Linked DNA regions of Homo sapiens: region 1 is linked to region 2. Evidence: chromatin loops called from intact Hi-C (ENCODE). Cell type or tissue: dorsolateral prefrontal cortex. All regions are shown on one strand.

The links. Peaks named below come from ENCODE experiments on the same cell type or tissue, not always from the same donor. Only the 100,000 strongest peaks of a DNase experiment are listed, where the experiment ranks them.
Region 1: a loop joins it to region 2, with 6 times the contacts of the local background. A loop is called at or near these places in 5 of 110 quality-filtered maps.

Annotation. Positions count from the first base shown.
Region 1 is chr11:131,531,792-131,536,791 of GRCh38, forward strand. The region is part of intron 1 of NTM (neurotrimin); the gene reads left to right. It overlaps NTM-AS2 (NTM antisense RNA 2), which reads right to left. Exons shown (of 8, transcript NR_110140.1): 7 at 4,831-5,000; 8 at 2,066-4,368. Among named protein-coding and RNA genes, the nearest start is that of NTM-AS2, 6.6 kb to the right of the region's middle. In dorsolateral prefrontal cortex, a CTCF peak has its summit at 2,462 (motif pointing right); DNase peaks (open chromatin) are centred at 2,460 and 3,060; H3K27ac peaks cover 5,000 bases.
Region 2 is chr11:131,672,270-131,677,269 of GRCh38, forward strand. The region is part of intron 1 of NTM (neurotrimin); the gene reads left to right. Among named protein-coding and RNA genes, the nearest start is that of NTM-AS1, 11 kb to the left of the region's middle. RefSeq lists an enhancer at 1,746-2,040. In dorsolateral prefrontal cortex, a CTCF peak has its summit at 1,884 (motif pointing left); DNase peaks (open chromatin) are centred at 109, 1,892 and 2,226; H3K4me3 peaks cover 691 bases; H3K27ac peaks cover 2,703 bases.

The DNA of each region.
Region 1 (5,000 bases), 140 kb before region 2:
TTAAGTCTTCTGATAGGAGGGGAATTAACTGAAGCTTCTGCAATAAGCTGTTATTTTGGAGGGCAAGATAGGGAACGGCATTTCAGACAGAAGGAACCGCATGCACAGAAGTGTGGAGTCTGACAGCTCCTGCATTTCAAGTGCAGGGATTCCTCCAGGCTGTTTGCTGGGGAGAAAGGAAAGGTCATAGTCAGCCTGCAAGATCTGCTGCCTTCATGTATGTGTGTTGCTTGGTTTTTGGAGTAGTGGTGTTTGTGGTGATTTTCATTTATTGTAGTAAAATATACATAACATCAAATTTACCACTTTAACCATTTTAAACGTAAAATTTACTGGCATTAACTACGTTCACAGTGTTGCACAACTATTACAACCATCTCCAGAATTTTTTTTAAATCATCCCAAACAGAAAATACATCCCCATTAAACAAGAACTCCCCATTCTCCACCCCACTCCTCCAGCTCCTGGTAACTTTCTGTTTCTCTGAATTTGCCTATTCTAGGCATTTTATGGAAGTGAAATCATTCATTCGTCATTTTTAGCTGGCTTGTTTCATTTAGCGTAAGGTTTTCAAGATGTATCTATGTTGTAGCGGGTATCGGAACTCTACTCCTTTTTGTGGCTGAAAACTCCTCCAGTGTATGCATATATCACATTGTGATCACCCACTCCTCTGTCATAGACACTGGGTTGTTTCCACTTTGGGGCTACTGTGAATAATGCTGCTATGAGCACTGGTCTACATGTATCTGTTCAAGTCCCTGCTTTCTATTCCTTTAGGTGTATACCCAGAAGTGGAAGAGCAGGGTCAAATGGTAACTTGACGTTTCATTTATTTGAGGAACTGCTAAGCTGTCTTCCACAGCAACTGCACCATTGTACATTCTCACCAACAGTGTACAAGGGTTCTGGTTTCTCGACATCCTCAGTAGCACTGACTGTTTTCTATTTTTCTTTTTACATAACACATTCTAATGGGTGTGAAGCACTATCTTATTGTGGTTTTGATTTGCATTTCTCTAATGATCAGTGATGCTGAATGTTATTTTCATGTGTTTATGGCCTGGTATGTATCTTTTTTGGAGAAACGTCTATTCAAGTCCTTTCCTCTTTTTTAAGTTGAGTTTTTCATTGTTGTTTTGTTGTTGAATATATAAGTTGTGACTACCAGGAGATCTAGTATTGGAACAAAATGTCACCACTAAAGGTGCAGGCTTATTTTTGTTTAAGTTTAATAAAACACAGCTCTGCCTTGCTGAGATGTGAGACTGAAAAAAATATTTAAATAATTTTTATTGTTGTTGTTCTTGTTCTTGTTCTTATACATTTTCCTGAATAAGTGACTCTTCTAGACTCCCCCATGGCCAAAAGTAATAAAACTCATAGCAGAAGTGGGAATGGCAAGCTAAATAACAACCCAGGAAAACCACTGCAAAATCGTCTGCAGATGTAAATCATACTTTGTGAAAGCCATTGGATTAGAAACACATTATCCTTGTCTGATTCGCTCACACCCACATGTTCCTAGTAAGCGTCGAGCGTGATTTACACCCTGACATTTAAGGAACTGGGAAAGGGTGATGCTGCGCGGCCTTGATAAATGCCTTTCTCTGTGTCTGTTACACCAGCCCAGGAGAGAATGGGGTAGACGTCTCCATCACTGAAATGGGGGGCCTGGGCCTTCTGCTTAAATGGCTTCTCTGCCCAGCCCTGACTCAATCAGGAAAAGCAAAGTAGCTGCTTGGCCCAATGACTATAGCCCAGGATTGGAAGATCAGAATTTCTGGCTTCAAATCCTCACCTGCCCGTGTCATTGAGGTGGGCTTAGAGCATCCCTTCTGTGAAATGGGGGCAGGAGTCGTGGCTACAGGATTGTTTTATGCTTCCTGTGAAATAAGGCAGGTTCTACATGCATAGTCAATCTGCCAGGAAATACAGTTGGAGAGATAGATGCTGCAGGAGGAAAGAAAGCTCACAACAAGGGGAGAAGAGGCTACAAGCAGCCACGCAGACATTGAAAAACAAACCGCAGGTTTTGTCCAGCAACAAAAGCCAATGATATCTAAGAACTAGAAGTGTATTTGCTGTGTTTTCCCATAGATTTGAAGCCCCCTGTCCCACGACACAGTCTTCCCCACCCAGGGAGGGATCCAGGGACGCGTGTATTTCTCCGTTCACCTCTCATTCCTTACTGGGCCTTGGCATTTCCAGGCAGTGCTGCTCCATAAACACTCATCCTAATGGCTCCTCTGGGGTCTGGAGGGGGGCGGTTAGCTGCATTCGTGAATTCAGCATTCAGTCCCTCATATCCTTCAATTCAAGTGAACAGCTGGCAGTAGATAGTGATAGCAAGGAAAGAAGCCATCACTTTGTTGGATGTTTCCCTGAATAATAAGTGAACTGCTTACGACATTTCTGAGAGCATCCAAACAGCCATCACCCAGCCACGGCCACGACCAGGCTACTCAGCAGGGGGAGCAGCCTCTCTAGAGTTTGAAACATGGGTGAAGTGGAAGCTCTCCTGATGCTCATGGATATGAACACTAAGACATCAGACCAGACACACATGCACACATGCATGCACACACATGCACACACACACACGCACCCCACACACTTTAGAATTAAGTTTTAGTTATTAGCTTGTGAAGCATCCCTGAATCTTGGTCCCCTCCTCTTTAAGATGGGGGTAACACCTTACCAACGATCTCCTGGTAACATTAAATAGGGCAGGATGTGAGACAGTCTCTGGTACATCATAGGTTTTCAAAAATGTTTAGTCCTTTAGCTCCTCACCCAACATAAAAGAAAATCTTGCGCTTGTTCCTTTGCCCAGATAACAAACCTTATTCTGATATTTTGGGGACAGCACAGGACTGGAAGAAAAAAAGAAACTTTTCTAACCGTCACATTGATTTCCCTTTTGGGCACACAGAGCCATTACTGAAAAGTCACTTGCTGAAGTGGTTGTACTGTGGCCTCTTCAGGAAGGGGGATGTGCTAAGGCCAAGCCAGGCTGCTGGAGTGCCTGGAGCACAAAGCCCTTCTGAGCATGCTGAGCCCTTGATGACTGGCGTGGACTCGGCCCCCACTCCCTGCACAATCATGCAGCACAAATCCCTGTATTTTCAATGGAAGGAGCCGCTCCAGTGGCGCTGAAGAAAGATGGAAAAAATCCTTTTCTTGCAGGCAGGTTTGCTCTGCAACCACCACTGAAGGTGTTTTAAAATTCACCTTGAGTTTGCCTCTCAGGTCCTTGATGCTGCTCGCGGAGGGAAGGTAGACGAAGGAGGCTCGTTCGTCTGCGTGCCATTGTGTCTAGGGTGGTCCCGGGGACAGGTGTTAGCTCTCTGGGACAGCCAAAGGACGATGGGCCCTCAGCAGAAGGAGGACTTAATTAATCGGTGCATTGATTGCCTACTGTGAGTCAGGTGCTGTGCTAGTGGAGGCAGGGGAACAAGGCACTATCTTGTCTTCCGGCATCTTAAATTCTAGCCAAGGGTGTAAACAGTTATATGGCAATAAAAGAAATAAATAACAACTCAAATCAATAATATGGGAAATGTCACACTATACTCTGGTCCATGATTGAAACGGAGAGGACATTAGGGGCTATGGGAAGAGATCAGTTATTAGCTGCTTCCTGCAGGCCTCTGACCATAAAACAAGCAAATATTTCTAAGGACCCCTATGCTCATCGCCTCGTCTGATGCTATTTTGAAATTCTTGTCAGTCTGTTAACTGCTATACAAATGGCATAAAGGTTCTTATGAGAATCCCTGTCCCCTCCCATTCCAGGTGCACAGGCTTCACACTTAAGTCCTCAAAGGAAAGAAGGCAAACATTGCAATTACCCCAAGAGGAGCTTAGCATGCCACATGCTCTGTGTGTATCTCCCTTGGAACAGTTATCACAGAGCCTTGATTCTCACCTGCCTCCCTCATGGGACCACAGACTATTCAAAGAAAGGGCCTGGTCGAATCTGCTTCTGTAGCTTCTCCTTGGCCACCGCTTGGGATAATGACTGACACATAGAAACCACGCCGAAAACATGGTTGAACGAGTGCTTATAGAATGCTACTGACTTACTGTGTTGCCACTGGCATATAGGTCTGATATCCGTGGAAGAACTGCTAAGAGTGGACAATGTTTTGCCAGAAAGAATGAATGCTTCCTTGTCAAAAAGCCAGTATTGTAACAGAGGTGTGGGTTGGGTGGTTGGGTAGTAGCACTCACCTTATTTCCACTTTTCCTCAATAGAATAACTTGCGGGGTGGGGTCTGTGTTTAACCGTATCTTCCCTAAGGCAGTTCCAATAGGCAAATGGGTACTTGCACCCCAACAGCCATAGGAGGAGGGTTCTTGTTCTTGTTCAGGTTGGGCAGAAGAGATGGGCAGGGGTACAAGGTGGTAAAGTGCAAGGTACTTGTACCCCTAAAATTTCCCAAGCCTGCTATGTGAATGCTGTCCAGCCCTGATGGCAAATCAGAAAAGTGGATGCCCAGGAGAGAGCAAACCAATGGCACATGAGCAGACAGCACCAACAATGAGCGATTATTTGTGGAGCACGCATTACATTTACTCAGCATCACCCTGGTTACTGGGGGACATGCACATAGAGTATGGAGCCCACAGGTAGTAAGTGCTTTATTAGAGTTTGTTAAGTAAACATGTAATTACATAGAAGATAAACTAAAGTTTTTATTATTTTTATATGAAAGTTATCAAACATACAGAAAAGATGAAAGATTTTTACAGTTAAGACCCATAAACCCATCACTAGATTCTACAATTAACACTTAATTTAATTCTCTTTATCAGAAATTTACCTGCTACTCATCCATCAATCTGACACTTTTGATTGTATAAAGGTAGATTCTACTTGAGGAAACATGATGTATACGCATGAAACAATTACTCAGTATTTTCTAGGACAACGCTAAATAGTGAGACAGAGGCACACGTCTGGATGGAGTTAAGAAGGTGATCATCCGTGAGG
Region 2 (5,000 bases):
CATTGAGGGTTCAGGCAGGGATGCCAGCGAGCCAGGCTTCTGGGGCCAGGTGAAGGCAGAGGCGGCGACTTGAGCAAATGAGCCTCCTTTGAAGGCACCGCACCCCCACCGAGGACACTGGGCCTGCTTCACGAAGCACGCGTGGGCGTGTTTGGATGAGCGCTGTGTGGCTCTGCAGCTCCGAGGAAACCGCATCAGACACCCCGACAGCTGGAGTGCCTCACCCTTTCAGTCTCCCTGGGATTCCAGGCCATTCTCTTCGGCCTGGCCTCTTCCTATTCACCCATCAGACCAGGCTCAAACCCACCTTGTCTTGTTCATGGTGCTGTAGGCTGGCATTAATTGTATGACAGAATGTTTATTCATATATATATTTTCCCACTAGACTCTGGTGCCAATAGGAAAGGGACACAATTCTACTTAGGTATTTAGTACTCCTGGTACATAGTAGGGCCTCTGTGGAGGCTTATGGAATTCAAATACCCATGGACCAGCCTTGGCCTCTTCTTTCTGGCCTTCAAAAGAAAGGCTTTGCGATAAGTTCTCCCTTAAAACAGAGAAGACCACGGTGCCGGGGTGGGGGTGGGGTGTGACCGTGTTCCTTGCCTATTTCCCTTACAACAGAGAAGACCACGGTGCCGGGGTGGGGGTGGGGTGTGACCGTGTTCCTTGCCTATTTCCCTTACAACAGAGAAGACCACGGTGCCGGGGTGGGGGTGGGGAGTGACCGTGTTCCTTGTCTATTTCCCTTAAAACAGAGAAGACCACGGTGCCGGGGTGGGGGTGGGGAGTGACCTCGTTCCTTGTCTATTTTAGGCTTTAGCCTAAAAATAGATGGGGATGGAGAGGGCTAGGGAGGGCAGGAGGGTCAGAAAACTCCTGAGGTTTCTGGTGGTAAATTGTGAGTACAACAATGGATCAAGAAGGTGACCCCAGAACCCTTGCTGTGTGCCCACTGGGGTACAGCTGGTGACCAGGAGGATGCTCAGGGCTGCCTGTGGGCTCCTGAGTGGAGAGACTTGAGGTTGACCAGTCCATTTCCACTAACTTTGTAGGATGCCTACCTTAGAGGACAAAGGAGGCTGGTGGCCTTCTCTGAGCAGGGCATTATGGTGGCCCCAAAAGGATCACAGGGCCCTTTCTGCCAGCCCCCAGGCCTGTACTTTGTAAGAACTGCAAATTGTGTCCTCATTGTCTGTGTGTATGTGTTTCAGTGTGTGTGTCTTTCTTCTTATCTCTTCATCATCTGGGTCACCTGCCCACCTCTGGACAAAGCTTGCATTTAAATATGGTGCCAGACAGTGACGTGATACAGTTAGCGGGTGATGCTTGCTGCTCTAATTTTGTCTGCTTTTGGGAACTCTGCAAAAATGCTCTTCCATCCCTCACTGGGAGCACTGCTGGACAAATGGTACTAAAGGGACCTGTACCTTGGGGGGCCCAGGTGACACCTGAGACCCTCTGTAGACAGCATGGCAGCCCTCCACTCTCTCGGCTCTCCTTCCTGAGGCTGGAGAACAGAGATCTCACGTTTGCAGAAGTCCTTTTAAAACAAAGTGCCAGAACAAGGATTTGACATCACCAGTGAGAAAAAATAAATTCATTTTTGCCCACACCTCCACTCCCCCGTCTGTTGGTGTCAGACTCTGATGGGTTGAAAGGCGGCACAAAGAGAAAGAGGGTAGGGAGATGATGGCAACTCGGGGAGATAATTGACTTCAGAAATGCTATGTCTTGGATGTAGGAAGAAAACAAGTGAAAATATGTTATTTTACAACCTTGATACTTCTGACCTCATGGAAAAAACATACACACACAGCGTAGGGTGAGCAGGTAGGCAGGAGGAAGGGTCCTAGCACGGGGTGCGGGCGCCCTCGCGTGGCCATGAGAAGTAGTGCCACACGCACACGTTCTCTTTCCCAGAGAAGCAGACGTGCTGCACAAGTGCTTGGCCACCGCCTACACTGAAACTGGAAAGAGCTCACTGAAAAGGAATGCAGTTCATAAAAAGTCTTCCTTCTCTACCCAAGACATTCTTGTCACTCCTAGGGCTGTCATTCTTGAAAAGGAGAGGCTGGTATAGTAGGAAGAAAGCTCAATCCTAAAGCTCAGTTTGGTGTTTGTGGCTTAGCGGCTGGACGTCCTTAGTGTGTCTTGGCTTGTCGCCTGTAAAGTGATCAGCATGACCTGGATGGTGCTTCTGCTTCCCTGCAGCTGGGATGCTCTGGCCTTGAGGATGCTGAAACACCAGAGAGCTGGCCACTCGCTGGTATCAGTCGGGCAAGCGAACTCTTTGTGTGGGATTGCTTCATTTCATTTGAAGTCATTCATTGCTATGATTGTAGTCTTTTTCTGGTTCCCATGAATCTGGTGTTGGCTCAGTGTAACAGAACCAGCCTTATTGTTCCCATTTGCAGTTACAAGAATATTGCCATTGTTATTTGCAAGCCTGATTTCCCTGTCTGGTTACCTGTAATGCTGCTTCTCTGAAATTCTCTGAAAGACAGAAAAACCTTCCCCGCGGGATATAGGTTATCAGGCACCTAAACTCATTGCAGCTCCAAGACATGCATGGATTAGGGACCAAGATGTGGGGCTCATAGTTTACAGAATTTGGTCTTATATTCTCCCTTTCATCTGGATCTTCATACAGCTACTCACTTGCTGCTAGAAAAGAAAGCTCCCAGTGTGCCAGATGGATTCCAAAGTCCCATTTCCTGCATTCATCCCACCATATTTGAAGACTCTTTTCTTTTCAAATGCTTAGCCCGGGTGAGCAGACCTCAACCTTCGCCTAGCACCCATCTTCCTGATCCTGCCTGAGCTTCCAGATCCCCAGTTCCATCTTTACTTTGGTTCTTGTATAAGACGAAGAGAGCATTTATCTTTTCTGTTTAAACCCTTGGGATATTTCTGTTTAGCAAGACAGCAATTTCGGGCAGCTACACTGTTTTATTAAGTATATTAAACAGCAGAGTAGCTCATCTGTTGTCGACTGGCTTTCTTGGCTCAAACCCAATATATCACGGGTGGTTTTCCCAACACATTTTTAAATTCTTATTACTGGCTAGGATATGATTTCACAAATGTTATTATAATAATTCATTAGTATCTTACATAACCAGTAATACAGACTGAACCTTTGCCAAATGCATTGTTATAACTTTTTGGAATGGTGGCCGCATTAATTAATCATTGCTTGTTGAGTGCCTACTATGAGCAAGAGAATTTGCATTTTTGTTCTTTCATTTCTCATGACAGCCCAATAAGGGAGGTAGGATTATCTCATTTTAACCAAAGGAGACTCTGAGGCCGAGGGAGGCTGAGCGGCTTACTCGAGTTCTCGCAGCTGCTATATCCTAGAGGAGACCAAATTCACACCCAGCTTGGACTCCAAAGCTTGTACATTTCTCATCATGTGACCCTCCACCCACAGACTGTCTGAGTACAAAATTCCACAGAGGGCCTTGACTTAGAAGACCCTCTGCCAGCATTTTGTCTGTGGTTTTGTGTGTCGTCTCAGATGAAGGTGACTCAAGACTTCAGGCAGAGGATGTTTTCCATTTAAATCCCCTAAAAGAAAATGGCCCTGTTTCTAGAAGAGAGAAAAGCCCAGACGTCTGCTTGACTTTGCTTCCAGGGGCAAGGACTGGGGTCCAGATCCATAATCTGGGAGAGTCTTTTATGGCTTTCACCTTTGGTGTTGAAGAGGACTGGCAAGCAAACCCCTTGGACCAATGGTTTCACCCTTGGAAACTTAGCTGGGTAGGTCCATGTCACCATGGGACTGGACTGACATTTAGCCAGATTTTGAAATGAGAGACTTGAACCTGAACCCTTGCTTTTCTCTTCTGGATAATTTGATTTTTAGCAAGAGGCTGTTGGAAGACACAAAGGTCCATTTTGTCTCAAAACAGGTGAACATAGGGAAGAGAAACTGAAAAGGGAGGCTTTGGGAGCACATAACTGTTTTCAGATATTTAAGTGCTGTTTGGTAGAAAAGGAATGAGATGTTTTCTGTATAATTACATAAAACAAAACCAAGACTGATGGACAGAAGTTATTTGGGAGCAATCTGTTCAATATAAAGGAAATTTTAAGGGTCTAAGCTACCCAAAGAAGTGAAGGGCTGCGTTGGAGTTTTTCTAGCACTGAGGGTGTGTGTATCTGTGTGTGTGTGTGTGTCTGTGCCTGTGTACATGCGTGTGCGGGGGTATGCCTGTGTGTGCGCATGCATGCGTGACTGTGAACCTGCATATGCACATAGTGGAGGGAGCACATAAGAGACAGAAGGTTTTATCAGACGACCTTCACAATTCCATATTTTCAGGAAGTCTATAATTAAATGTTTTAACATGGGCCTTCAGGCACCACAATTAGCCATTGGAGAGACAGATTTGCTCAAGAAGTCTGCCTGGTGCACTTTTTCTTCGTTGAAAATTTTAAACCTTCAAAAATGTAATAAAAGTAGTGTATTGAACAGCTTCCCTCCATATTTACTATGCACCTTCTAAGAACAAGGCGTCTTCTTCCACAGCCACAACACAAGGTATGAATTCCAGAGACTTAGCCCAGATCCACTTCAGCCTCTGGAGTAGTCTGAATAATGTCCGTTATTACAGTCGCCTCACGACGGACCTGTCCACTTAGCTGCGTTCTGTTGCCATATCTCTTTAGACTCTTCGTATCTGGAGCAGTGCTGTTGCCTTTGTCTTTCCTGACACTGACATTTTTGATGATGACAGACTGATTGGTAGTGTTGGGCACTTTTCAGATGTTGCCCAAATCACCAGCAGCTAGATCTGCCTCTGGCATCTAATACATATGGAAACCGCACGGTGGGATAGGAGGAACTCTGTGCCCTGGTGGCCTCAGGTCCCCGAGCCCTGCCCTGCTTGCAAGCACAACTTATGTGGGAGGCAGTGAGTGCCAGGAATGGATGCTCAAGGCCTGAAGTCTGTCCTGCCACTTCAGGCCATTTGAGTTTGCGCAGATCACCC